7 separate regions of the Homo sapiens genome follow, and all the other regions are linked to region 7. The links are chromatin loops, found by intact Hi-C in ENCODE. Cell type or tissue: HCT116. All regions are shown on one strand. Region 1 has its middle 140 kb from the start of RUNX2-AS1. Region 2 has its middle 190 kb from the start of MIR4642. Region 3 has its middle 160 kb from the start of MIR4642. Region 4 overlaps CLIC5 (chloride intracellular channel 5). Region 5 overlaps RUNX2 (RUNX family transcription factor 2). Region 6 has its middle 210 kb from the start of MIR4642. Region 7 has its middle 40 kb from the start of MIR4642.

What was found. Peaks named below come from ENCODE experiments on the same cell type or tissue, not always from the same donor. Only the 100,000 strongest peaks of a DNase experiment are listed, where the experiment ranks them.
Region 1: a loop joins it to region 7, with 3.0 times the contacts of the local background. A loop is called at or near these places in 71 of 110 quality-filtered maps.
Region 2: a loop joins it to region 7, with 4 times the contacts of the local background. A loop is called at or near these places in 47 of 110 quality-filtered maps.
Region 3: it touches region 7 in a loop (2.8-fold over the local background); 12 of 110 quality-filtered maps call a loop at or near these places.
Region 4: a loop joins it to region 7, with 12 times the contacts of the local background. A loop is called at or near these places in 61 of 110 quality-filtered maps.
Region 5: it touches region 7 in a loop (2.8-fold over the local background); 12 of 110 quality-filtered maps call a loop at or near these places.
Region 6: it touches region 7 in a loop (15-fold over the local background); 80 of 110 quality-filtered maps call a loop at or near these places.

Annotation. Positions count from the first base shown.
Region 1 is chr6:45,712,434-45,716,433 of GRCh38, forward strand. No RefSeq gene overlaps it. Among named protein-coding and RNA genes, the nearest start is that of RUNX2-AS1, 140 kb to the left of the region's middle. RefSeq lists a silencer at 2,299-2,593. In HCT116, a CTCF peak has its summit at 2,487; a DNase peak (open chromatin) is centred at 2,478.
Region 2 is chr6:44,628,325-44,632,324 of GRCh38, forward strand. No RefSeq gene overlaps it. Among named protein-coding and RNA genes, the nearest start is that of MIR4642, 190 kb to the left of the region's middle. RefSeq lists enhancers at 1,469-2,089, 2,712-3,331. In HCT116, a CTCF peak has its summit at 2,270 (motif pointing right); a DNase peak (open chromatin) is centred at 2,287.
Region 3 is chr6:44,591,280-44,595,279 of GRCh38, forward strand. No RefSeq gene overlaps it. Among named protein-coding and RNA genes, the nearest start is that of MIR4642, 160 kb to the left of the region's middle. In HCT116, a CTCF peak has its summit at 2,359 (motif pointing right); a DNase peak (open chromatin) is centred at 2,402.
Region 4 is chr6:45,921,417-45,925,416 of GRCh38, forward strand. The region is part of intron 4 of CLIC5 (chloride intracellular channel 5); the gene reads right to left. Among named protein-coding and RNA genes, the nearest start is that of CLIC5, 92 kb to the right of the region's middle. RefSeq lists an enhancer at 2,890-3,039. In HCT116, a CTCF peak has its summit at 1,559 (motif pointing left); a DNase peak (open chromatin) is centred at 1,515.
Region 5 is chr6:45,437,036-45,441,035 of GRCh38, forward strand. RUNX2 (RUNX family transcription factor 2) reads left to right here. Exons shown (of 9, transcript NM_001024630.4): 5 at 912-1,016. Among named protein-coding and RNA genes, the nearest start is that of SUPT3H, 61 kb to the left of the region's middle. In HCT116, no CTCF peak of the experiment used is centred here; a DNase peak (open chromatin) is centred at 2,236.
Region 6 is chr6:44,643,132-44,647,131 of GRCh38, forward strand. No RefSeq gene overlaps it. Among named protein-coding and RNA genes, the nearest start is that of MIR4642, 210 kb to the left of the region's middle. RefSeq lists an enhancer at 1-731. In HCT116, a CTCF peak has its summit at 2,341; no DNase peak of the experiment used is centred here.
Region 7 is chr6:44,473,797-44,477,796 of GRCh38, forward strand. No RefSeq gene overlaps it. Among named protein-coding and RNA genes, the nearest start is that of MIR4642, 40 kb to the left of the region's middle. RefSeq lists an enhancer at 1,643-2,173. In HCT116, a CTCF peak has its summit at 2,072 (motif pointing right); a DNase peak (open chromatin) is centred at 2,075; H3K27ac peaks cover 306 bases.

The DNA of each region.
Region 1 (4,000 bases), 1.2 Mb after region 7:
AAGACTTTTTTTTTATTTTCATGGACTCAAGGAAGGTACTTATTACATGACAATGTAATTCTCATTAGCAGGGGCAGCAGCGACGCTGAGTTGCGCAGCAAACACCGACTTGAGCGTGGCTGAGGATCAAGGAGGAGAACTGAAGCATGCACCAGTTGCCACCACCAGGGCAGTGTCCCACCGAACACAGGGCTATCAGCACCATGCCCCACTTGTACCCCAAGCTCCACTATGATGCTGTAAATATTCCATTGCTTGAAATGAAGGGTCATCATGGTGAGGATGAAGACAGACGCAGTCTCTTTGTGTCTGAATTTGAGTAATGGGTAGGGGGTGGGTGCTTCCACAGGGTTTTATTGCCCTTGGATCTCAGAAATATTTATTTTCAGTTGATTAATACTCTGCCATTTATACTGACCACATGGCTTCAGTTTTAGAACTCCAAAAACACAAGGGCTGTTGGGTAGAACAGGAAACAAATTTTAGGAAGTATGTATCACAGTCCCCCATGACATTTTCTTGTGGGTTAGTCTTAAGTCATACAGGCATCAGAATTATAATCCTGAGGAAATTTCTTGTAGAAAGAGAGGATTTTCTTGTATGTCTGTACCTCTACACTCAGAAGAATGTTGTGGTATTATTTTATTAGCAATGTAATGATAGCAGTTAACATCTGGCGAGTGCTGACTATATGCCAGGCATGGTGCTGAGTGCTTGCTTTTTTTTCTGAGATGGAGTCTCGTTCTGTCACCCAGGCTGGAGTGCAGTGGCGCGATCTCGGCTCACTGCAACCTCCGCCTCCCAGGTTCAAGTGATTCTTCCACCTCAGCCTCCCGAGTAGCTGGGATCACAGGCACCCGCCATCATGCCCGGCTAATTTTTGTATTTTTAGTAAAGACGGGGTTTCATAATGTTAGCCAGGCTGGTCTTGAACTCCTGACCTCAGGTAATCTGCCCACCTTGGCCACCCAAAGTGCTGGGATTATAGGGGTGAGCCACCTCACCTGGTCCCTGAGTGCTTTTACATAGATTATCTTATTTATTCCTTGCAATAAGTCTGTAAAAGTAGGTGCCATTACATTTTAGAGATGAGAAAACGGAGGTTCAGTGGTTCTAGGTGACTTGTCTGAGGTTATCTGAGTAGAAGGTGACAGGGTTGGGATTTGAACCAATGTCTGGCCCCAAAGCCTGGATGCGTCCCTTTATACACACAGGCTCTTCTAATGAAAATGGGGCATTTATTTCTGTATATACTGTGGCTACGTTCTCCAAACAGTTCGGAGCTTTAGAAAATATTTTGAGAATTCTCACTCAGATAGACTTTCCGGCAAATACAACTTATTTTGCTTGAGAATTTCCCTGTTTCTTGCACCTTTGTCTATTCAGCTTGGAGAACCAACCTTGGGGAACAAAATCTCCCTCCACCTATCACAGACATTTTCTTTGAGACAGCAGCTGAGCCACCATCCACAGCTTCACCTATCAAGACAGGTGTCTCTGTTTTCCATGAAAGGTGTGACTGCCGGAGATCTCTGTCTTCAGCATTCTCCACCCTTCCCTCCCAGTGCTGCAGAAAGCCTGGCATAGGGTCAGGCTGGTGAGGCTGGATCCAGGCCTACCTTCTTGAACTTTAAGCCGTAAGTGGGACATTTACAAGGGAAAGATCCCTTCTGTGGAATCTCACTGTGAAGTTTCAAGGGCTGCTGCCCCACGCCCACTATGGGCGCTCATAGCCAGGGCTTCTCTGCGTGTCTTACTCTCATCTCTACATCTTTCACTCTCACCGTTATCTCTGAAGAACCAAAGGGAGAAATCACAGGAGTTGGAAATTCCGATGAACCTTTTGCTCTTAGTTGTTGTGCTGAGGCTGGGTGAGTCTCATTTTTAGAAGAAGATGGTGAGAGATTAGTGACCGTGGCTGCTAATCAGCCTTCATCTGAGGAGGAGGACTGCAGAGCCCCATTTTGTCAAAATGAGAGGGAAAATAAGGCAATGAGGCATGTGAAAGGGAAATGTGTTTTTATTTCCTTAAAACCATGCTTTACTGAAAGAGGCACACTGCTTGGGTCTCAGGCGCCCGAGGTGGACTCTGAAAGCTGGCTCTGAGAAGGGAGCGGGAGGGCAGAGAAGGGGAAAACCCATCTGGGACTTTAGCGAATTTTGAGCTATTCAAAAGTTGTTGATCTTGCCAGATTCCAACTTCTGACAGCTGCTAAATATGGCACCTGAGAAAATAGCTTTGATTTTGTAATTTGGAAATGGGAAGGGAAAATTCATTAGGGTTAAATGCACAGAAAGAACACCAGCGGCTTTCCTGTGTCCATCCAGAGGCTTTTAGAGACTTATTGAGTCCTGGTACACAGAGAGTAGATGTGAGGTCCCGCAAGGACGAAAAAGACATTTCCTCCCCTCTGAGCTTGGGCACTAACAATGACAAGCTGAAGGCAAAGGCTGTTAGGAATTCGCCTCTATGCAACATCCCCCTCTACTGGATTCTTGCATGGAAAACAGCACCCTTACAGCCTCTGCTGCCCTAGAAGGTTTTCAGAGCTCTTTCTCTATGTTAACACACACTTTGGAGTCGCCAAGGCAATTTCCCCTCCCTTCTCTATTATTTCCTTGATTAAGATGAAACATTCTGTAAATGCACACACATCCAAGAAAGATAAGACACCAGAGAGAGAGGAATGAAATGATGATGGGGTCAGTGTGGAATTTTAGGACTCCAGAAGATTGGGTTGTTTACCTAGTGTGGGATTGAGGGCCAGAGAGGGGGGCCTTGCTGGAGGCACACAGCTGGTAAAAGGCAACACTTATGCTGGAACCCCACCTCTCCCGACTCCCCTTTAGTGCTCTTTCTCATGTGACAGAGTGACATGTATATTCAGAGTGATTGAACCTTGAACGTGGTTTCTGGTCATGGAAACCACAGGGCTTGTCTAAGGAGAAGGTGATCCTTCTGATTGTTTCTCTTGCAAGATCTCCTTCTCTGACCTGGGTGGACTTACTGCAGTTGCAACTGACCCCAGGGAATGGGGTCAGAAATGGTCTGGCCCCAGGTCATTGGTGATCCATAGACCATAAGTCCAGGCAGGGAGCCTGATACCATGAGAAGCACCTTCATGTCTTCCCCAGTCACAGGGCTGGGGCCTTCCCTATTAGAGTCAAGTGCATCTACAGCAGTCTGCCCAGTAGAAATTTCCACAATGGTGGAAATGAGCCATGTCTGCACTGTCTAATATGTAGCCACCAGCCACATGTGACTTCTGAGTCCTTGAAATGTGGCTAGGGTGACTGAGGAACTGAATTTTGAATTGTATTTAATTGTAATTAATTTAAATTTAAATAGTTACATGTGTCTAGTGGCTACTTGATGGACAGGACAGTTCTAGGAAAGACTTGTTGACATATATACATCACTTGGCCAATGAGACAGTAGTTTTCTTATTAGGTGCTGCTTGATAATTGGCAGGGCTGCGAGCAGAGGACAGAACCTGGGATGTGGCAGAACAGCTTGTACAAGCAGTGCTGGAGCAGGAGGAAAAACACCAAGGCTAAACTCTTGCTTCTGCCCCAGAGTAGCCGCATGAATTTGGGAAACACTTGGGACTCCATGTCTTCATCTGTAAAATGGGGAGGTGATTTGGTTCTCCACCTCTTTGCCTCAAAGGAGCCCTTTTATTATTTTTCCTCTATTGATTCTTTTTTAGACAAAAAAGCCTGTCTATGACACAAGCAACATTTACTGAAAGAGGAATTGTTGACATTTAAAATGACAAACTTGTAATCAGAATCTTTAACACCAGCTAACTAGAATGAACACAGTGAGTGGATATAATTCCATCCAAAAGCAAAGCACCTGAGGCATAATTAGCCTGTCTGGTCTCATGTGTAGCACACTCATATGCTTATGAATGGCTTTAAAAATACGAAGAATACCTCTAGGACTCCCGTTATGGCCTGCTAGGACATTTAGGGGGCTCAGGGACCCAGGTTAGGA
Region 2 (4,000 bases), 150 kb after region 7:
GGACACATTTAGTCTGCCCTGGCCCGTTTAATGTGTGCTGACTTGGCTCTGACAGGGGCTGGAGGAAGGCAAAGGGAATTCTTACAGCAGAAGTGGGGAAAGGTGCATCCATCCAAATGTGCCCATTAGGATGCTTTTAGATACAAGAAAGAGAAAAGTCAATACTAACTGACTAAAATCGTAAGGAGTGCATTAGATCATCTCAAAGTAGCCCAGAGTTAGGGCTTCAGGTAGGGTTTGATCAGGGTGCCAATTCTGTTTTCCTGTGACCTTGTCTGCTCTGCCCCCTTCTAGTTCTTTGTCCTTAGGCTGACTTCCCTCATGGCTGCAAGATAGCTGCTGGCAGCAACTCAGGCAGTTGCTTCTTTGGTCACGTCCAGGGAGAAAGAGAGGAAAACATTTTCCTTTTGGTCTGAATGGGTCAACTGAAGCCACGAACTGGACAATTGGAGCCACTAGGCTAACATCTTCTGCCCTTGGCTTGCCCAGAGTTCTGAACCCCACCCAAGCAAGGAGGTTTGAGTGACTCTAACTGCTGGGATTGGATTCCCACGAGGCACAGGTGTCACATAGGAGGGTCAGGCCCAGGCCCAGACTGGACTCTGCTAGGAAAGTGGGGGAAGGTGGGTTGGAAATGAAAGCAGTCAAGCAACTAACAGCTTTTCCAGCCAGAAACAAGGGAGCCCTGTTGTAGCAGAGCCTCTTTTGTGGGCTGAGACACTGTCAGCCTGGCCTTTCTGCCTCTCAGAGCTGTTGGGGATCATGGAAGATGATGGAACGGTAGCAAGGCAAAATAGACATATATATGTATGTATAAAATATATGCCTATAAATATCTCGTGCCTCAGTTTTCTCCTCTGTAAAATGGACATAGCAATCCTGCCTTATCCTTCACAAGGAGAAATTTCATGTACTATTTTCAGTGCTCCTAGAGACCAGCTAGGCTAGCCAGATTGGGCTTGTTTTCCCCCAGAGAGGAATGATGACAACTCCAGCCCCTTGGTACCCTCTCCCTCTCCTCCCATCTCACCCTGTTCTAGGTTGGTCTTGGCAACATTTCCTCTGGAAAATAAGAAAAACAAATTTTCCCGGGGTTATCAATCACTGCCCCGCTTGACACATTGGGGCTGGGCTTCCTAGATCTGAAAGGGAGCACATATCGAAGCCCACCTGAGCTTGTGTGCCAGGTCTCTCCAGGAGCCCTGGGGCAGCTGGTCAGGGACAGTCAGAGGGGTGAAGCCTGCCTGGCTGGAGCCTGAGACAGGAAGGGAGAGGATGGGGTTGGAGCCTGTCCTCCAGGCCAGGGGCAGACCAGAGGGGTGGGTGAGCAGGGGTATTCTAGAAGGAACAGGGTCTGCTGGGGTGCTGGGGAGACACGGTGGGTTTCTGTACTCTGCTGTCACAGACAATGCAAGTTTCACCTGGAGCTGAAACCTCGGCCTTGAGGCTGCCGATTTCAGTCCGGAGGGAGCCCTTGGGAAGCGGAACTGATCATTTCCCAAGGCCTGGCCTCACTTTTCACGAAGATAAGGCAGCACTTCAGCTTCCTCTGAGGCCGGCAGCCCAGGAGCTCCTCTGTCCCCCTCCCTCCTTCTACAGGTCTTGTCTGCAGCCTGTCTCTTCTAGTATGGAAAAAGACAGAGAAACATGCAAGCCCAGAAACACACATGCAGCACATGCATCTCTTTCTCTCTCCCTCCCTCCCTCCCTCTCTCTCTCTCTCCCTCCCTCCCTCCCTCCCTCTCTCTCTCTCTCTCTCTTTCTCTCCCCTCTTCCAGGCCTTCTGTGCCTGGGCCCTCTGGCCACATGTGGAAAGGCTGTATTCTGTCTTAATGTAATGGAGGCAAGGCACAAAAAGCCATTTTCCTCTGCGGGCCCTCTTGCTCACTAAGATGGAGGAACTGGGAAATGCCCTGAGGAAGGGCCATGGGGTTCCTCCCCACTCAGGCCCGTTCAGAGCACATTCCATGCCCAGTGCCCTGCGGGGAGAAGCTGCTCCTGGTCCCCTACAGTGCCTTAAACAAAATAGTGACTACATACATAGCATGTAAGAGCTGGAAGGGATCATAGGGGGTTGGATGGTGAGGCCAGGACAAACCTGAAGTTTGACAGAGGGACAGGGGCCCAGAGAAGACTCTGCTGCAGCTACACAGGGCCCAGCCTCCCAGGAGACATGTCTAGCAGCCTAGGGAAGGGCTGTGTTCCCCAGAGCCCTCAGGAGCCCGCTGAGAAAAGCCTGAAGTTGCCAGAGCTCAGAAGCTCACCCCTGCTGACCACAAGATGGCAACAGAGCTTTGTATGAGCCCCAAGCTCGGGCGGGGGCCGGGGCGGGTCCAGCTTGCTGGGAGGAACGGACCCACATCCTTACCTCCATGGTCTGAGTATTCTTCTGATGCCTTCAGATCAGGATGAGAGTTAATTTAATGTGGGTCTGGGTGTGTCTCTTTTCCTGTTTTATTGCCTTGAGCTCAGTTCCAACTGTACCTGATGAGCGGTTCTGATCTTTCCTCTGTCCCTTTTACCTATTCTATAAGCTCCATAGGAGGGTGGGGGTGGTAGGAAGATGCCATTCAACTCACAGCACTCTTGAGAAGCTAGGTGGAGGTAAGCCTAAGATATTAAAAACCTGTTAGACAGTATAGATGAATGTGCATAATTTGGTGCTATGTGTGGTGCTGAATTTATATTTTTCATTTTAGAAGAAGAGCTAAAAGTGGCATTTCAACCTGGAAACAATATTGCCTGGAGCACAAAACCCTCTCTCCGGCAGCCTTGCAGGCTCCCTTCACCCCACCCTGTCTGGTGCTCTTTCCCGTCCAGCCATGCCTGGCCCCTGGGTGGGGCTGGCAGCTCTGGGAGAAGGTTGGGAAGGGGAGTGGAGAGTTGGGGGTTCATACCATCCACTGGCCAGGATCCCACTCAAATTGCTCACTCCATGCCAGCGGACTCCTGTGACGTGGCCAGTCGGGTATCCATTCAGGAACTAATTCCCATCAAGCTGTTCAAATAATGGTCATGGCTCCAACTCAGCCTTGGAAGGCTGTGGTGCCAGGGAAGGGAAGAACAAAGCAGAGAAGCCACCGTGCCTCTCAAACCTGCCCTGGTTAAGGATTGATGGAGAGAATGCGGGAGGAGAATGAATGCATTGGCTGCGCGAATGAATGGTGTGAATTAATGAGTGGTATAAATGAAGAAAAGGACGCCGTAGTGAGGAGAGGCAAGCTCTTCATCATATGCCTCTGGCTGGCCTGTGTGTGTTGCCAGCATTTTCGTGCCTCACAGATGGCCATGTGGCTTTGCAGAAAGTGTTCATAGACACCCAAGAAGTCAGCCATTGGATGATAGGACGCTGTGTGAGGAAGGCTTAACATGTTCTCTGCTTTGCTGCTGTCTCTGCCCTATGGAGGTCCTGTTGAAAAGTTGACTCACTCATGTAAAAATGAACATTTCGACCATGTCTGCCTGTCAGAGGCATTGGTTAGAGACCCTCTGCATGCTGCCCAAAAGACAACTTTGGAGGCAGCTCCGTGCATGGTCAAGGGCAAACATTATACATATTTTTATTAAGTATAGAAACTGTGTGTGTGTATATATATATATATGTCTCACATGCATAAATGTACAGTTGATCCTCATTATTTGATAATTCTGTACTTGCAAATTTGGCTACTCACAAAAATGTATTTGTAACCCCCAAATCAGCACATGTGGTGCTTTTGCAGTCATTCTCGGACATGGGCAGAGTAGCGAAACATTTGAGTCACCTAACCGGTGGGTGCATTTCCAGCTGGGGACAAACAAGGTGAAGCTCTGCTTTCTGTTCCAGCTCTCAAACTGTAAATAAGAGTTCTTTCTGTGGTCTATTTAGTGCCACATTTTTCACATTTTTGTGCTTTTCGTTGGTGACTTCACTGTTTAAAATGGCCCCTAAACATAGCACTGATGAGCTGTCTGTGTTCCTGCGCCAGAGAAGGCTGTGATGTGTCTTACAGAAAGTAAG
Region 3 (4,000 bases), 120 kb after region 7:
ATAGGAGAGACTGAATTCCCATTTCATAGGTGAGAAAACTGAGAGTTGCTCAAAGTCACATAGCTCATAGGTGACTGAGATGGAATGACAGTTCAGGTTTCCATCTCTACTCTTCTCCCAGGCCTGCATGGGCAAGGGGCAGGGGCAGTTATGATATCATCACCCATGAAAAACAATCCCAAGATCATGGGCCTCCTAGCAGGAAAACAAAACAAAACAAAACCTGCAAGAGAAACCAGCTACAACTATAAATCCAATTTCATTAGTAAGAAAACTGAGGCCCAAGCACTTACTCATGAAAATACCCACAGGGGATCATCTCCAAACCTGGGTTTTGTGACTTTTGTTCTACACTCACAGTGGATTTAGTGTTCTAGATTCTGATACTTTTAACTACCTAACTCAAAGAGCTCCTGAGAAAACATAATGTGATTGTGCTGGGTTCGATACCCGTCACATAGAACGTGCTCAGTAAATATTAGTTGAATATTTATCTTTCTAGGACTTAGTTTTCTAGTCTGTTAAAGACGGTCAATAATCCCTGCCTGCCTTCTCCATAATGTTGTTAAATGCTTCAGATGAGATTGTGCATATAAGATAACTTTGAGAAATAATGTTAAGATGCTTTGCAGTTATGTGAACTTTCTCAGTTAAAACTGTGTGGAAGTTGCAGGCATTCCTCTATAAGTGGGATTCTAGGCACATATCAGCTTTTCTCACACCCCTTTCACAGCAGAAGAAATGATTAGCCTTATTTTGGAGACAGAGCTATTGAGGAGTGATTTGCTGGTATCAACATAGAATAGAAGACTGACCTTGTACTAGAAAGATGTAAGTGCCCAAAGAGAGGCAGGAGAAGGCAGGAGAGTTTGTATTCTCTCTTCTGTAGGGTTCATAGAGGGACAGAATCTGTGCTGGGCCTTAAAACGTGGGTAACATTGGAGCACATGGAAATATTAGGGGCAATATCAGGCTCCAGAAACCCTGTGGATGCAGCAGGGAGACAGGAAGGCATTAGAGGATGCAGAGGAGATAGCAAGTCCCCTCATTCAGCTGGAGCATGGGGAAAATAAAGGGATGGGGAAAATAAAATTCATCAGACCCCACCCAGACCAACAGTCCAGCCTCTAGACCAAAAAATGGACTGGAGGGTTCTGGACATGTGACAGGAAGGAAGATCCTGCCCAACCCCTGGGGAGTGAGGGAGGGAGCCCAATCTAAGGATTTGCTCTGAAAACAATGTAATTTCAAAGCTTTAGGAGGTGTCTTTATATTGCTAAGGGTGAGACCTGGGAAGATGTCCCTTCAGTTTAGCAAAACAGTTGATGGGTTTTTCTTTTCCCCGTCATTATTACTTTTAATGAAAAGTTAGGTTCAGATAACAATTAGGTCCAATAACAGTTAGGGCCAATAATAAAGGTTACTAACATTTATTGAACATTTACTATGTGCCAAGCACTGTTGGAGTAATTGTGTTAGTTTCCTGGGGCTACCACAGCAAATTACCACACACTGGGTGGCTTAAAACATTTATTCTTCACATTTCTGGAGGGTGGGAGCCCAACTCAAGTGTGGGCAGGCCATTGTCCGACCCGAAGGCCATTCTTCCACCGGAGCTCTAAGGGAAAAGTGGAAGGTTTTTCTCAGCTTGGCTCCAGGTGTTCCTTATCTCATGGCTGCATCACTCCAATCTCTATCTCTCTCTCTCTCTCTCTCTTTTTTTTTTTTGAGACAAAGACTCACTCCGTCACCCAGGCTGGAGTGCAGTGTCTCGATCCCAGCTCGCTGCAACCTTCACCTCCCGAGTTCAAGTGATTCTCCTGCCTCAGCCTCCCAAGTAACAGTACAACAGGTGCACATCACCATGCCTGGCTAATTTTTGTATTTTTAGTAGAGATGGGGTTTTGGCACGTTAGCCAAGCTGGTCTCAAACTCCTGGCCTCAAGTGACCCTCCTGCCTCAGCCTCCCAAAGTGCTGGGATACAGGCGTGAGCCACTGTGCCCAGCCTTCTGCCTCTGTCTTCACATGGCTTTCTCTGTATGTCTCTCATAAAGACACTTGTCACTGGATTTAGGGACCACTCAGACAGTCCAAGATGATCTCATTTCAATATCCTTAACTTCATCTGCAAAGACCCATTTTCCAAATAAGTTCATGTTCACAGGTCCTAGAGATTAGTATGTGGGCATATCTTTTGGGGGGGACCACTGTCCAGCCTATTATGGTGGCTTACGTGCATTATATCATTTAATCCTCAAAGGGTGGTTGCCCTGTGGGGTAGGTAATATCATTACCTTGATTTTATAGATAAGGAAACTGAGACTCAAAAGAGGTTAAGTAACCTGTTCAAAGTCATATGGCCAGCAGGTGGCAGAGTTGAGATATAAAGCCCTCCAGTCTGGCTCAGGGGTCTGTGTACTGGTAACCGTCATGCTAGTCTGCCTCTTTGTGATGTGTGAGAGAGCTATCATTCTAGGTAATTAAAAAACAAACAAAACCCTCCCCCAAACCCAGGAATTTGGAATCTTCCCTTGGCATGTAAGAGGATAGGGGGTAAGAAATCTTAGAAAGGACAGAAGATGTGGTCGTGGAGATGTAGCTCTGACAGGAAGAACAGATGCAGCCAGGCCTAAGGGGAAGGACAGCCCACAGGAAACTCCTCTGCATCCCAGCTACTCGGGAGACCAAGCTGGAAGGATTGCTTGAGGCCAAGAGTTCAAGACTAGCCTGGGCAACATATCGAAACCCTGTCTCTACAAAAAATAAAAAATCAGCCAGGTGTGGTGGTGCGCGCCTGTAGTCCCAGCGACTCAAGAGGCTGAGGCAGGAAGATCGCTTGAGACTGGGAGTTCAAGACTGCAAAGGGCTATGATCATGCCACTGCACTGCAGCCTGGGTGATAGAGCAAGACCCCATCTTTAAATAAATAAATTAAATAAATAAATAAATAAAGACTCCTTTGAGTGTTGTGTGACCGAGTGTGAGTGTGAGTGTGTGTGTGTATTGGCATTCAGCCCCTCTGGAGCAGCGAGGGCTCATACTGGATGTGGTGTTGGTTCCTGTTGCATCCTGGGCTGGTATCTTTTCACGTTCATCTGCCACCCATGGCAGGCAGGGATTCGAGGTAGGCTGAGGAAGGGAGGAGGAGCTGGGGGAGTCACATGAGGGGTCCCAAAAGAAGACCACAGCCCCGGGAGGGTAGCCCTGGGAGGGAAGCCCTGAGGATGGACACCTCCCAGGAGTCTCTGGAACTTAGGAACAAAGCAACATTTTCCACATTCCTCTAGGATGAGCCTGGAGCCATTTCATTCATTCGGCTGTTAGAGGAAAAGGGTCTGCAGAGGGCCGCAGGGCTCAGGTGGTCTGGGCCACAGGAGGTCAGAGAGGTCACCTGAGATGTGGAGGGAGGGCAGTCCTCCCACACTCACTGACAGAAACCACCCCGTCCACAGGAGAGGAAGCAGCCCCTAGCAGCTGCCGTCCTGGGGCCAGCCAGCAGCTGCAGCCCTAGGAGGAGGGAAAGCTGCCTTCCCCACCCATCTCTTTCCTCCAAGGCTATTCTGGGAAGGAGGGGCTGTGAGGACTGAAGCTGGGAGGGGGTGGGGGACAGAATTTGCCTGGACTTTCTCTGCTGTATCTGTTTGACATGTTGGTTTCTTGTTTCTCACCTACACTCTTGGCCTCCAAATGGGAAAGTGCCCTTGGCAGACAGAGGGACAGCCTAAGGAAGGACCTGCCCTGTCCCCAATTTGTCCTGGCTCCCCTGGCTGGGTTCTGACTAAAGCCTGCACCTAATGGGAGTCACTTGGAGTTTTGTGGGGAAGGGATAATGAAACAAGGTGTCTTACAGCCCCGCAGGACCTCACAGTCCTACACAAATGCCAAGCGACTATGGCCACTGCGTCAAGGGAGTTGAAGGTCAAAGAGACCCAGCCAATCTCTCTGACTCTGGTCCCTACACCATTGTCCTGCTGACCTGGTTCTTGGTGAAACCTGGTC
Region 4 (4,000 bases), 1.4 Mb after region 7:
TAGCAGAGCAGCACATTCACTCTGCCATAAGAGATTTGGGTTTGAATCCTCAGTTATGCTTGTTCACAGGTTCACATCATCTAGTGTCTGGTGCAGAGTGAGACTTGATTAAAGTTAACTGCTATTATTATTATTACAGCTATAGAACTTGGGTTTATGAGAGGATGAAGGGGAAGAAGACACCGAGAGAAAGATGAGAGAAGAGATAGCTCAAGGCAGAAATTCAGTGTCTGAAGTGAAGTTTATCTGAACATCCTAGCATGTTCCAGGTCCAAGGAGAATCCTGGAGAGCTTGCAGGATGAAGCTTGCTCTTGACTTTCCTAACATGTTAGGGATCTAAAGTTGCCTGGAAGCATCTCTTTGGGTTTGGCTTTGCTCTCTCCAGGCCACATGGGTGTGTCACATTTTCTTAGTTTGACAGTTTAGAGAGTTCATGTCCACCTTTGGCACTGAACCAAGAACACTGGACTTGGCCTCATAGCCAGAGAGGAGGATGTTGTCAAATTGGCCCTGGGTGTGAACAACCCAGGGGCTCACATGGGGGAGGCAATTCCCAGGCCTCCGTTTCTAGGCACTGCTAAAAACAGGAAAGGCAGAAAGACAAACAGCGGTTTATGAGAAAGCAAAATGCAATGGCAACTTCAACAGATTCCCCACTGTTCCCTCGTGTGGCGTCAGCTGGGCTACAGAGAGTGTGCAGCACGTGGTGCCATGGGTATTATTTGTTTGTTCTAGAAAGAATTTCAGCCTCAGAGGGGAGGATGAATTAAATGACAAGCTCCTATAGTTCTTTCCAGTAAGAAGCCAGTAAATGATTCTTTATTTGAAAGATAGCGTTTAAGTCTTACAATTATGGTGGGTTGGGATATAGGACACTGTTGGTTGCCCACCCTCCTCTGTGGTGGGGAGAATGGGGTGTTTTCTGATGTATTTCCAAGGAATTCAGAAACTTTCTTAAGGAAGACACAGATTCTCCACATAGCTGCTTCCCCAAGCTCTATAGGGGATTCTTATAAAGAAGCATCTTTTTATTTAATACAGCTCCACAAATCACCCTTATATTTGGCGTATGTTCAGAAGTATTAGTACAACAACAAAATGCATATTTTTTTTAAAGGCAAGAGACTTTGGCCAGTATTTGGCTATGTTTAAAACACCAGCATGGTAAACATTTAGGACAACTTTAGCATGCCTTTAGTATAATATTTTCTTAAAGTATGAAGGGAGGTAGGGACTCCAGATCCAAATAATTTTCTAAACCTCTTAAAAGCCACAGTAGATTTGAAGAGAAAGATTATCACTTAGGTCTTCGAATTAAGTTTCCTTTTGTGTACTCATCTGTAGCATGTAAGCTGCCTGAATGTTTATTTATCAACAGGAGAAGGGAGGAAGAGAGAGAGAGAGAAAGAGAGAGAGATAGAGAGAGAGAGAGAGAGAGAGACTGACTGAATGTGGGAGGAAGCTGCAGAGCTAGCGAGCTCAGGAGTGATCAGGGGAGAAGTTCTGGTTAGGGAACCCGGCCCAGACTTTAGCCATGGGGCAGTGGCGACACCTTCTGGCTTATCCCTGAGCAAACAAACAAACAAACAAAAAACTCCCCAAAAACCTATTGTGTATTTTCCACAGAGAACATGTACGTGTGTTTTCTATTAGACTTTCCAGAAACTCATAAATGATTGTAGAACCCATCGTGCTAATAGAAAGTACGGCATAAATGCTGACGGAAGCTATTAATGCTGATTGTAGTTTATGTGGCCAAATGAATCAGGCTGAAATCTGTGAGTTTTTTTATGGTTACTTTATAACAGGTTATTTTTAAGTATCAGGCCATAGATTAGGTTTAATGCGGATGCTCACACACTTAGAATGAGCTGGTTAAGAGAGATTCTAACTTTATCAGTCATCCGTTCCAGCGTTTAGACCTAGAGATTTTTCTCAATTCTCCCTCCCCCAAAACACTTAGGCTGAAGTACATTCACCACATTTTGTCTTGTTTCATCCTCAAATAGCCACATCTTTTACATAAGAGCCATTCACAAACTTAAAAACTGCCTCTGTGCCACTGCAATGCTAGACTGAAATAATTACTGGATTTGGTGATTCTGTGAATATCCTACAAATTCTCTTCCAGTTGCCCATTCTTTTATTTGTTAAACAGGCATCTATTCGGTGCCCACTGTGGGCCAACTTTGTGCCCCTTTCCCCACATGGATTGCTGGGTGAGGACCCTGATGGGGAAGGTGGGAAGTGTTGAGTATATTTAAGGAAATACACATGGTAGTCATTCATTGAGTATTCATCGGATCGTGAACTGATTTGATCACCATTTCCTAAATGACACACTCTTGTTTAATTCAGCACTACATACATATTAAATAGTGGATTATATTAAATGTTAATATACGCAAGTCAAGAGCACAGATCATGGGACCAGCTGCCTGGGCTGGGGTCCTGACCCTGACACATACTAGCTTGGGCAGGTTGCTTAACCGGTGCTTGTTTCCTTCTCTGCAAAGTGGAGATCATAACATGGCATACCTTAGAGGGTTGCTGGGAGCAATAATTGAGTCATCACCTGCAGAGGGCTTAGTACAGTGCCCGGCATGCTGTAAGCAGTTGTTATGTACAATGTGTATGTGCAACGCATGATGATGCTGATGTATGAGAAACAAAGCATACAAAAAAAGCAACAAAAAATTCTTAGAGCTGCAAGAAAAAAGTGGCTCTTGCCTCTGGCTCTGCTCAGTAAACATCGTGCTTGACTCATCCTCTGCCCTGAAATGCTGACATGAACAGGGATATTCAGCTGTTCCTTTCATTCTGACTCTACAGCCAGAACCACAGTCCCCCAGCCGAAAGCCTTCATCATAACAGATGTGAAATGGGGCAACCTTAAAGGTTGGGGGTGACTGATACTTACACAGAATTCCCCAGATATGCTACAAGTACACCTGGACCTCCCTCCCCCTTGCTCAGAGCAGTTCCCTGGATACCCTAATGTGCCCCAGCAAAAATTACAGTTTGTGGGGAGAAGCTACCCATTGGATGTTTGAGTTGCACAGCTTTTACTACATGAGTCTTGCATCTCCTAAAGTTTGAAGTGTGTAGCAAATTAAATGTGCAATTTTATACTTCTGTTTCCTGAAATCTAGTAGGGGGTAAATGACTCAGATTTTTCCAGCACCAAAGGAGAATTTAAAATAGTGTGTCCTTTTTGGCAATGGCTAGGACAGGTATTTTCACCAGAGAGAGAAAAAATATCACCTTAACTTGAAAGTGAATATATAAGAATTGAATATACAAGAATTCAGTCTCCTTTTATTTGTTACTAGTAGAAGACAGAGCCCATATATATATATATTTTCAGGGTAGCAATGTGCCCTATCAAAAATACTCATCTTCCTAGATTCCCAGAATTTCAGCTACAGAAGGCCAAATAACCAAGTTCTGGCTAAAGAGATATCGGTAGAAATTAATCAATGGGCTTCTGGGAAAGATAAGATAGATGCGGCTGGCATTGTCTGGAATGCGGATGTGATGTTTGGGGGTGGAGCAACCATCCTGTGAAACAAGAATGAAAGTCACACACGAAAGATGGAGAATTAGGAGCTCTAAGCAGCAGCTCAATTCTCGACTTCTTTCAGCAACTACATTTGCCTGGAACTCTCTACTCTCTGGACTTCTTGTCATGTGAGAAAAGCAAATTCCTCTTAAGAAGTAAACATTTATCAAGAGTGCTTAGAACAGGGCATGGTTCATAGTAAAATGCTATATAGGTTTTGCTAATAAAATACATGTTTGCTTTAGCCACTGTAGTCAGGCTTCTATTACAAACAGCCAAACACAACATTTGCCAATATACATAGGTATTGCCAACATGCCAACATGTCATTATTCCGCTTTTTTTTTTTTTTTTTGAGATAGAGTCTCGCTCTGTCACCCAGGCTGGAATGCAATGGTGCGATCTCAGCTCACTGCAAACTCCATCTCCCTGGCTCA
Region 5 (4,000 bases), 960 kb after region 7:
ATCTAACTGATTACAACTGTTAGTAAGTCTGTGCAACAGAGAATGGTATCTTCTTCTGGAGAAAACAGACATCCAAATATGCTACCAAACTTTTCCCTGTCTCTTTTCCCCTTCTTATTCGTCGCTTTTAGCTCATTAATTTGAAGCATCAGATGTAATATTTCAATGAAGCACACCTTCTGCTAAAAGCAAAATTTGAGTTTATACTGAGAGATGTCATGTTCATTTAGCAAAAAGTAAGTCGCTGTCAGGGGGTTATTTCAAGATTTAACAGCAAGGATGTATGTTAGGGGAGGGGTGGACAGGGAGGAGAAAAACTTTGTTCCAGTAATGATGAAATCATCATACCACAGGCACATTACGGCCAGGACAGGAGACACTGGCTCCTGTTAAAATGATTCCCATAAGAACTTTCCTCTTTTATCTTCTTATTGTAGTGCAGCTAAGCAAATGAAATGCTAAAGCTATGTGAAGTAAATAACATAATCAACAATGATTTACTATTGTTCTCTCGTGAGGTCATGACCCAACCCTAAATAAAGACTTCTAAAATTGTCTGTGCTTGGATGTGTTCCTGATGTTGGAGAAAACTGAAAGAAAAAGAACCTTCCTCAAGTGGACCAGGGTTTTGTTTTCATTACAACTGTTGCTACTGAGGAGCTTTTTTGGAATTGGAGTCTTCCTGTGTAGCACTACAATGAGGACGATGATCTTGACTCTAAGCAAATTTGGAAATGTCCTAAAGTGGTCATCGGAGGGTTTCCAATTTAGAAGAAGGAGTCCTGCCTCTTGTCTTTGTTTCATTGCCTCCTTAGAGATGCTTAAATGCAATTTGGAAATCTATGCTGCTGTGTAATCATCAACACTGTTTTTTAATATTCACTGTATATTTTCCCCTTTTATATCTGCAGGCAAGAGTTTCACCTTGACCATAACCGTCTTCACAAATCCTCCCCAAGTAGCTACCTATCACAGAGCAATTAAAGTTACAGTAGATGGACCTCGGGAACCCAGAAGTAAGTACTCCCCTTTTTATTGAAGAAAGTAATAGAGTTTCCAGAGACCCTATGAGGAATTTATTCCAAATGAGTTAGTGTCACTTTCATGTCCATAGTGTCTTTGTGGACTTTGCTATCTGCATATATTTTTTTTAGTGAGGGAGAGTTAGTCAAACTTCAGAGTTAGTAGAAAATAAAACTACGGTTTTAACCTTTGCCACACAATCACTAAGGCCTCCGTAGCTTTGGGAAATGAGTGAATAATTATTCAGTCACTGTTAACTATTTGCTAAGAAATTTTGCTCATGTACTGAACATAATGGGGCAGAATAGACCCATGAGAGCTGAGGAAGAAAAGAGCAAACTTAAAAATCTTGAGCTTAGTCAAAAAGCACTGGCATGTGTTTCCCATGGCCTAAGAATGTGTTTTAGCTTTTTAACTCGCCCACTCAATTCCCTTTATGAAGAGCACACTGCTTAATTACAAAGAATTTATTTGCAAATGATAACTTGCTTGATTGTTACAACACTGTTGTTTGGTCATGCTCTAGTAATTGTTATAGGTAGTTTTCTTTTAACAGATAGAGTCAAACCACGTTTAAATCCATCTTGGTTTATTTGTCTGTCTGGACATCCAGAAGGTTTCACCGGCAATCAGTTTCAGGTAGCGCACATAATCTACTTGGGCCAATATGTATGTTCCTTCTAAATCTAAAATGACCGAGGTTTGCTTCCCCCACCCCCACCAAAAAACTGCTTTGAACAAACTCAGCATAGCGGTATTTGAATATATTTAGAGATTAAAGATTATTTGATATATAAACCATTAACAATTGTGTGCCAATGGAAACATCATATAGAACTCTGCCTTTGCTGAGTGAATACATTGGAATCCTAACCACTGCATTTAGGGAGGTCAGTTTGGTTTGTGGTGGAGGCATAGCTGGCAGAAGTACTTGTTCTATAACAATCAACCTGCATAGACCATGAGAGTGGCATATCTTTTCTTCCCCTAAAATGAGAGAAAAGGTCTCATAAAGTTTTGCCTCTACCCAAGCAGCATACCTTCCTAGCAGTGGGAGCATATGGTGGGTCCCGTCCCTTTTGCTGCTGTCTCTTTTCACAAAGGCTGACTGCTTGCCTGAACTAGGGAGGTTTCCTGCCTCAAAAGCAAGTCTTTGAGGTTTTTGTTTTCTTCTCCTTTCATGTGTGTGGCATTCTTCCAGGTTCATAATGTTGAGTCAGTGCTGGCCCTGTCTGTTCAGTTTGGGAATGTCCTGTTAGGTGATTGCTGTACACATGTGTGTAAGCACCAAGTCTCTAGTCCTAAGGGCTAGTGGTTATGGAGTGCAGGTGAATAGAACAGAGCTTTGCCTGGTTTGGGGCTTTGCCTGCCTTTTCTGGATAGCCATAAGTTGGGGATGATGCCTTATGATGGAAGATGTCTTCTAACTTTTGGTCAGACTAGCCCCGGAATTCCTGAAAAGGCAGGACGTCCATTTTAGTAATGCACATAGCAGGATAGTTGGTTTTTAAAATGTAGCACCGCTAATACTTATCTCTTAAAGATATTTCCTGCTGATCTCAGCTGCTTTTCTCAGTTCTTGGAAAAACCATTTGCGTGTGTTTGTGTGCGTGTGTGTGTGTGTGTATGTGTGTGTGTATGTTTGTGTGTGTATATGTGTACATACACACAAGAGTTGATGCTCAAAAGTTGATGGCTGGGAGAGGAAAGAGGGAAGGATAGGTGCTCCCTGTTCTGAACGATATGACAATAAGTGAGAAGGCAGGGTAGCTTTGGAAAAGTCACTTCTGTTTCAAGTGTGCATAGCAGTACCTTATTTCAGAGAGGTTTTTGTCCAAATTAGTCAATAGACTAATTTATAAAGGCAGAGAATTGCCTTGTAAAGGCAGAGAAGTGCTCTGAAAGCAGTGAGAGTTAGGAGTAGAGGGGCCAGGTGGTATACGTGGGACCTGAGTTCAAGCTTTGTGTGGTGCCCAGGGTGGGCGGTGGAAGCAGATACAGATCTGCAAGTGGTAGGCCACCTGCCCTAGATAAGCCTGAGTAACATTTCTTATTAACTGAAAATATCGGTGAAAATGCGGGGTCATTTTCCTGACATCATAGGGTGACTTGACGAAGTCAGTGTCTGGAGAGAAGCATGGGTCTGCTTTGAGCGACAGCTGAATCCTATAACCTGGATTCTGTGCTGGATTATTTTTTTCCTCCCTGTTCTTGGCCATCCTGGGCATTGAATATTTGTAGCATAGCCCTCTTCTCAATATGGTTCTTTAATTTTGACACTCCCAGGTGTGGGAAATGCACAATATTTCCAATTTTCTTAAACAGTGAGTATAATAGGAGTTTGATTAGTTGGTGCATATAATGTTAAATGGGAGATCCTCTAGAACACAGACTGGCACACGTTTTCTACGGAGTGCCAGATAGCAAATCCTTTAGACTCTGTGGGCCGTATGGTGGTCTCTGTCACAACCACTCAACTCTGCCATTGTAGCTCAAAAGCAGCATAAGCAAATACATACATTCATGGTCATGGCTATACAGGTTGAGTATCCCTTATCCAAAATGCTTGGGACCAGAAGTGTTTCGGATTTCAATTTTTTTTTTTAATTTTTGGAATATTTGCGTATATAATGAGATACCTTGGTGATGAGACCCAAATCTAAACATGAAATTCATGTATGTTTCATATACACCTTATGCACACAGTTTGAAGATAATTTTATACAATATGTAAATAATTTCGTGGAAGAAACAAAGTTTGTGTTATGTACTTATGTGTGGAATTTTCTACTTGTGGCATCATATTGGTGCTCAAAACTTTCAGATTTTGGAGCATTTCGGATTTTCAGATTAAGGATACTCGATCTGTATTCCACTAAAATTTTACTTATAAAAATAATTGGTGGGCCAAGTTGTAGTTTGTCAACCCTTGCTTATTCAAAGTGGCTTATTTTATTGATCCTTAACAGAGAAGGGC
Region 6 (4,000 bases), 170 kb after region 7:
CACAGATGTGACAACACTGCCCCAGTGGAGTCTAAGTCATCAGGTTGACACAGCCGGAGGTCATTAGGACTTTGCCTGTGGGGAAGGGATGCAGACCTGGGTCTGGGAGAGAGTGCGACACGGCAATGTCCTTTGTTCGCTTTTGCTTCTGAAAATCCCATCAGGGCTGGAAATGATGCCAGTGGCTCCATCCATGCTTTGGCTGACTGCCAAACAGGTGAACTGGAGAATCTGTTAGTTACCCAGAGGGGCCTGCCCTGGGGACCAGAGGAAAGAGCTCTGATCCCAGGGCTGCTGTCACTTTCTTTATGGAACTCTGTTGTTTGTGCTTCAATTCCCTAATCCATACAATGGGTATATTAACATCCCTTCTCTCCCTTTCCCAGAAATGTCTCCAAATGACGCCACAGAACCACCTGCTATTCTTGCTGTGTCATCCAGGGGTAGGGCAAATTTTCCTGATGTTCCTCCCCTGGGAGGCAGGGCTCAGCTTTGTGCTGTGCACATTCCCCCAAAGCCCCCTGGAGGCTCTGGATCTGCTCTCTGTCCCAGAAGGCCAGTTCCTAGCGTGCCGCCCTCCCAACACCCTCTGCAGACAAACTGCTTCTCACATACCACATTGTGAGCATCCAAAGTCCACGCTTTCCATCTTCAGGACTCAGCTCAAATTCTTAATCTGTGGACTAGTGGCAGTCATCAGTTCTAGGAAATTCTCAGCCATTAGGCCTTCAAACTGCCTTAGGCCCTTTCCCTCTTCCCTCACTTTTTGAAACTCTGATTATACACCAGACCATCTTACTTTATTCTCCATGGCTTTTAATCTCTTTTACATTTTCCATCTATTTATCTCTCTGGGCTACATTCTAGATCACTTCTCCAGTTCTGTCCTCCAGTTCGCAAAGTCTCTCCTGAGTTGCTGTTGTTGTTGTTGTTTTTGAGATGGAGTTTTGCTCTCGTTGCCCAGGCTGGGGTGCAATGGTGCGATCTTGGCTCACTGCAACCTCCGCCTCCCAGGTCGCACCATTCTCCTACCTCAGCCTCTCGAATAGCTGGGATTACAGGTGCCTGCCACCACGCCTGGCTAATTTTTTGTATTTTTAGTAGAAATGGGTTTTACCATGTTAACAAGGCTGGTCTCAAACTTCTGACCTCAGGTGATCCACCTGCCTCAGGCTCCCAAAGTTCTGGGATTACAGGCGTGAGCCACCGTGCTGGGCTGTCTCTCCTGAGTTTTAAATTTTTATTTTATTTTATGTCTAGACTTTCACTTTCTAGAAGTTCCATTCTGTTCTTTCACAAATATGCTTACCCTTTACTCATATTTTAAAGATGCTCTTTCATTTATCGAAAACAGTTATATTCGGTGTTTGATAATTCCAGAATCAGAAGTCTTTGTATGTGAATTCTGTTGTTTCTGCTGAATTTCCACATCTGTAAAATGGGAAGAATATCACCCACTTTGCATGGTTATTGTCTGGATTAGAAATAATACCCGTAAAGCAGCCAGCCCAGAAGTTGGTTTGTAGAGGGAGGTGTTTAATAATTAGTAGCCATGATCACCGATGTGGTTGCTATTGTTAGAAACTTCTACCACAAATGTTCACCAGGGCCAGAGATAAAAAATTAAGAACAAAAGAGAAAAAGATGGCATTGGGCAAAGACACAAGGAATTATTCCCCTCAGCTCTGCCAATTAAAAATTGTCCCATGAGAGACATTGTACCTTGCATCTCTCTTTAGGGCCTTTGTAGGATCTGGAATTGTAGCAGCAACATCAGATCAAACCCACTGGGAGCTATTTGTGCAGATATTTCTGTCAAGACCTGCTGCTCCTGGCACTTCCTGGGGCCTCCAGGGCTTCCTGCATGTTCCTGATTGACAGACATGGAGGGTTATTTTCTTTTCTAGCATGAGCCTGGAGGCTGTGGTATCCTGGGGTCATCTTGGGTCTTCAAAGCTGGGCTTCCTGGGATGAAGAGAGGATGGATGAGAAGATGGGCACAATCTTCAGATCCTGAACAGATCTGGGTCCTCCTTCCTGAGACAGGAGCAGAGGAAGGGGACACAGCCCTGCTGAAGCTGCAGGTTCCGCAGCAGATTCAGCCTTGGGGCAACTTCCCAAGGAATGATGGTATAGGGATAGCAGGCAGGTTTCCCAGACACTCAAGCATCCCACCCAGGCGCCAACAGGGGGTGTCCTCTGGGTGGTCTTGGTCTGAAAAGTAAAGGTGAGTGCAAACGCCAAGATGCTGGATAGGACATTCAGAGTGTCCCAAGAGACTGAGGGCTGCTTCTTTTGCAGAGGAGTCTTTCCCTTCACAACCAGATTTGTGTCAACGGTGAGCGGGCCCTCTGCAGTCCATTTAGAAAATTACTCATACGGTCCTCTTTGTCCTCTTTCCATTCCTTGTGTCCTGACAACTCTTCACGACCCCCAGTTATTCTTTGGAAATGTTTCTTGGATCTCTCCTGGTCTTTTTCTTCATCTGCAATGTGAGGATAATGATGATAACACCTTTGCAGGTGCTTAACACAACCCATAAATGGCTGAGCTGAGCTTCAGTCCATGCTTTGGGTCCCCAGACTGTGCTACTTCCAAAACCAGGCTTGTCTCCTCAAAAAGACAGTTGCGGCCGGGCGCGGTGGCTCACGCCTGTAATCCCAGCACTTTGGGAGGCCGAGGCGGGCGGATCACGAGGTCAGGAGATCGAGACCATCCCAGCTAAAACGGTGAAACCCCGTCTCTACTAAAAATACAAAAAATTAGCCGGGCGTAGTGGCGGGCGCCTGTAGTCCCAGCTACTTGGGAGGCTGAGGCGGGAGAATGGCGTGAACCCGGGAGGCGGAGCTTGCAGTGAGCCGAGATCCCGCCACTGCACTCCAGCCTGGGCGACAGAGCGAGACTCCGTCTCAAAAAAAAAAAAAAAAAAAAAAAAAAGACAGTTGCTCCTTGAGGGTAGGGACTGTGTCTGCCATGTCCCCTGTAGCCCCTGGCATAGCCTGCTGTTGGAAACAGTCAGCTCACGAGGATTTTCCTCATGCCTGTTCATGGTGGCTTCAGCCTCTCTCGCCTGGCATAGAAACCCAAGGGTCTCCCTGCTCCTTCTCCCAACAGGACTGCTGGGCAGAGGAAGACCCCCTTAGTTGGAGGTAGCCAGGCTGGGTTCCCTCCTGTGCTTGAGAGTGTGCTCCCATTGACATGTCCACCACTGTGGTTTCTAGGAGCTGCTCTGTGGATAGTGTATGTGTATCCCAGCCTCTTCTCCATCTTTCTCACCCCTCCTCCTCTTCCTCTTTGATAGTCTGAGTTCCAGGTCCACATGTGGTTCATTTAGTTATTTTTCAAAAAATTTCCTGGCCAGAGGATTTCAGCTTCCAGGAAGGCTCTCCCGGCAGAGCGTGGGAGTCTGAAGCTGCCCCGGGGGGGCCTTCTTGTGGTCAGGCTGTCTGCTCTCTCCACTCCTGGACACTATTTGTCTTTGACTCACCTCTTCTTCCACTATGAGTTATTCTTGCCTTGACCAGCCAGACCATGTGGGGAGAAGTCTTGGAGAAGCCCACAGCTTCAAGTTAGCTGGAAGGACACCTCGAGAGGACCTTAGGTGTGACCTCGACCAAGATCCCCTCAATACCAGCCCTGTTCCTGCACCTGCCCAAACCCAAAGGTTGAGCTGGGTCTGAGCTTCCACACTGATTTGTAACCCATTTCACCTTCTGATAAATATAAAAATTCCACGACTCCTTCTTCTGCCACCCGAAGATAATCTGAACAACTCCAATGAAGAATTACAATTATTTATATACCTGGCCTCATTTTTTGCTTTTTTTTTTTTTTTTTTTTTTCAAAGACAGGCTCTCACTCTGTTGCCCAGGCTGGAGTGCAGTGGCATGATCTTGGCCTACTGCAACCTCTGCCTCCCAGGTTCAAGCAGTCCTCCCACCTTAGCCTCCTGAGTAGCTGGGACTCCAGGCTTATGCCACCACACCTGGCTAATTTTTGT
Region 7 (4,000 bases):
AGTTGTTATAAATGCAAATATAGAGAAATAGGAAGTAAAAGATCCAAGTGTCATTTCCCCTACTCCTGGCAACCGCAGTTGGCCCCCAACCCAAGATGAACACAGTTGGATATGTTGGGGTGTCTCTTTTGGACATTCTCATATGCATACAAGCTGTCTGGGCCTGTACCCTGGCTGCCTCCTCCACCGTACTCTCTGCGCAGAAGCTGACCGGTGTGCACTGCATCAAAGGGCTCAGCCTCTGCAAGGGACAGGAGGTGTGGCTAGGATATTCCTGTCGCTGGCTCCCTCTGTGCCAGGTCAGACCTTGTGGTCAGAGGGATGGTGGCAAACTCCGTTGTCAGAGGGATGGTGGCAGACCCCGTTGTCAGAGGGCTGGTGGCAGACCCCGTGGTCAGAAGGCTGGTGGCAGATCCTGGGGTCAGAGGGCTGGTGGCAGACCCCGGGGTCAGAGGGCTGGTGGCAGACCCCGGGGTCAGAGGGCTGGTGGCAGACCCCGTGGTCAGAAGGCTGGTGGCAGATCCTGGTGTCAGAGGGCTGGTGGCAGACCCCGGGGTCAGAGGGCTGGTGGCAGATCCTGGGGTCAGAGGGCTGGCGGCAGCCCTCATGGTCAGGGGACTAGTCGCAGCAGCCCTCATGGTCAGGGGACTAGTGGCGGCCCTCTGCTGGGAGTCGTAGCTCCTGTCAGGTGGCCCCTTCACACATTTTCCCTCTCTGGATTCCCATAATGACCTCTTCCCTTTACCCTTCAGCCCTGCGGATGGTTACTGGCCCTTCTTCCCTTGTTGATTTCCTTAAACCCTATAAGTAAACTCTTTTCAAGTCACCTCACCCCATGTTTTTCAGAATCTTGACTGAGAATAAGCACATATATTGTTTTGTAATCTGTGTGTGTGTGTGTGTGTGTGTGTGTGTGTAAAAAGGAGTTATTATATATAAATATCCTGTAAAGTCATGAAGTCCTGGGGGCCTCAGATAAACCCTTAGAAGGATGTTACTGCATCACCCCGTTATTGATTAGGAAACAGAGGCTCAGAGAGGGTGAGTAATCTGCTCACAGTCACCAAATAAACAGAGGAGTGGCCATTCTAAGGCCAGTGTGCTATTTTACAGCATTCCAGTGGGTGGGTATAGATTATTCATGTAATCAGTCCCCCTATGGATAAACATTTAATGTTGTATTCAGTTTTTCTCCTTGATATCAAGGCATCCCCAAACACAATACATGATTTCTTCTGGAAGCCTGAAGCAGGCACAGAGCAGTGGGAGGCACAGAGGGTGAGGCTGAGCCAGCTGTCAGATCTGGGACAAGCCGTTCTGCTTCTCTCAGCCTCGATTTCCCCAGATGTCTACTAGGAAGAGCATAGACCTTTGGACTTTGAGGCATGTGAGAGCCTGAGATTCTGCTGAGGCCTCGTTTTTAAATAGCTGCTCGTCTGAGGCTGGAGTGTGGGCAGTGATCAGCTGGCTACCAGGGAGGTGGCTGACGACAGGGTCCCCTTGTCCCCATAAGACTTTTATGGTACCACCTTTCAGGCATGTCCCATCCTGCTCATGAGCTGCAGAGACATTTGCTTCTGGAGGAAGCACTGAAGAGAAAACCAGCTATTAGTACTAGGATTGAAACAAAGAGAAAATGAAGATTCTGAGAAAGTGACTGTTCTTAGAATCAAGAAGTGTTATGGGGGAAACGATGTGTTCTTGGAGCATTTAGGGGAGGAAATAGGTAAATCCAGGAGAGGGTGCTTGCCACTGCAAGCTGGTCTAGCTCCCTGCACCCTCAGCTCTGTCCAGGAACCCTCTTCCTCCAAGTTCTTGAAGGCTGTGCGGGGCCCAGGCTCCAAAGAGGACAGATGCAGAGGCCACTTGTCCTCCCCTCCCCAAGGACCCAGAGCCCGCAGCTCCAGCAGCATCTCCAGCCAGCTGCCTGTCTGTAGCCGACGCCCCCCAGGGCTGCAGGGTTGGGCGAACTGGCCTCTCCTGTGCGGCTGACCAGGTCCCCCGAGCTTCCTTAGGGTTGCAGGCAAGGAGGCTCCCGCAGGGAATCTGGAGCAAGGTGCATCCGGCGGCCAGCAGGTGTCACTGCTGCCCCAGAGACGGCCGGCCACGGGCTGTGGCGACACGGTGAGCTGGAACAAACCGCTTTGTTCCTGCTTCACAGGCTTTACCTTACAGCAGGGTTAGGAGCCTGTTTACCTGCACTTCTGCCCAAGGAAAGGAGTAAAAGCCCTTCTCCTCCTTCCCTCCAGAGGACCCCATGGAGGCCTGCTGGGCTGCGCCCCCCTCACTGGCCTGGCCAGGGCGTGTGGGAGCACCCAGCAGCTGGGGCTCCTGGGCACCCACTGCCTGCCGGGCTTTGCCCTGGGAGCTGTGGGGCCCACAGCCCTATGGACTTCATACTTCTGCAGGGGCATGGGGCAACTTGAAGGGGTGTTGGTAGGTGTTACAAAGCGAGGCCCAGCCTGGGTCTGGCACGGTGAATCCTCCTTCCTGGCCGCCTCTCCTCACTCCGAAGGCTTCGCGGATGGTCTTGCTCCAGGTTGTCAGTTGCTCCTCTGAGTGGTGGGTGAAGAGGAAGCGGCTCCCGTGTGTGGGGCTGTAGGCGGACCAGCTGTTCTAGTTTGCTCATCACTGAGGAGTTCCTGGATGCACAGCTTTGGTGCTAAACTCAGAAAATCCTGGGCAACCCAACGAGTTGGTCATTCGGGCCAGGTACCAGCCACTTTTCAGACATCACTTTGCCTAACGCACATTGTTGGTCGTGTTGTCTCCCCATTGTAAAGAGAAACTAAGGTTGGAAAAGGCTAAACAAGCTGCCCAAACTCTCTGGATGGGGAGGGAAGAGTGGACATTTGAATTTAGGACCACCTGACCTGTGCTGTTTCTCCTGGATGCCTCTGAGGTTGAGAGATGAGAAGTGGCATTCACAGGCGTGAATCCGTGATGCCCAAATGGTAGGCAGCTGTGGGCCACGGGCATGGACAATTATGCTGTGTGCTGTGGTGGTCGCCTGAACTGGGGCAGCAGCCCAGGAGTCCCTTGAGGGCATGGAGGTCTGAGGGGAGCAGCGCATCAGAAACAAGGGTGTGGGGACTTTTAGGACCCCATGGTCAGAGCACAGGTAGCAGAAAAGCACACACTGGGCCAGGCCGAGGGGGCACAGCCAGGCTGACAGGGCCTGGAAGGGAGATACCACCGCCAAGAAGGTCCCGATACCTGCACGTGCCTCCTCCACAGCCCAGACGCTTATCTAAAATATCTTTTAGGACAAGAACCAAACCCCTAAGCCTGGTGAGCCGAGGACCTGGCGGTGTCTGGCTGGCCGGGGTGGGGGCTATGTAGGCAGAAGCAGATGCTGGTGGAAGTTCACCCAGGCCCCCTTTGCCAGGTGGCCAGGGACAGCATCGGCCACTTCCACAGGGGGCCATGAAATGGTGTCAGCTTCTGACAGATGCTGGATGGACATTCAGCCTAAGCATGGAAGCCAAAATGAAAGAATTCGCCAGGTCCTCAATTCATTGGGTAAAATCAGCTCTTGTAGCAGCCAGGCAGCTGGCAGGCTAGATGCTGTGCTCAGGGCTACTATTACAGAGAGAAGCCCCAGCCCTCCAGGGCCTGTGGAAGAAAGCAACCAGCCCAGCAGCAGACAGGCCTTTCTGCAAGTCACTGCAGCGAGGATGAGTGACAAGCTTATCAAGACGGCTGGTCAAGGCACCAAATGCCTCCTCCTAGGATCTGCACATGTCTGCTGGGCAAGGCTGCTGCTCCCTTGACAGGGAGAATTAGGAAAAAGAGCCCTCTCTGGATGGGCACAGCCTTCAGCAGCACAGCTTTGCAAGTGGAGTTCAGTCCCCGCTAACCCTCTTAGCTGGACACATTTGTGCAGTGCATAAACTGCACAACTGTACATGATGGTCCTGCCAGCAGAGGCTGTTTGTATCAAGGACTGATAACTCTTTTGCAGGCGGGAAGCAGGAGGTACCTGAGACCTGGGTGATGC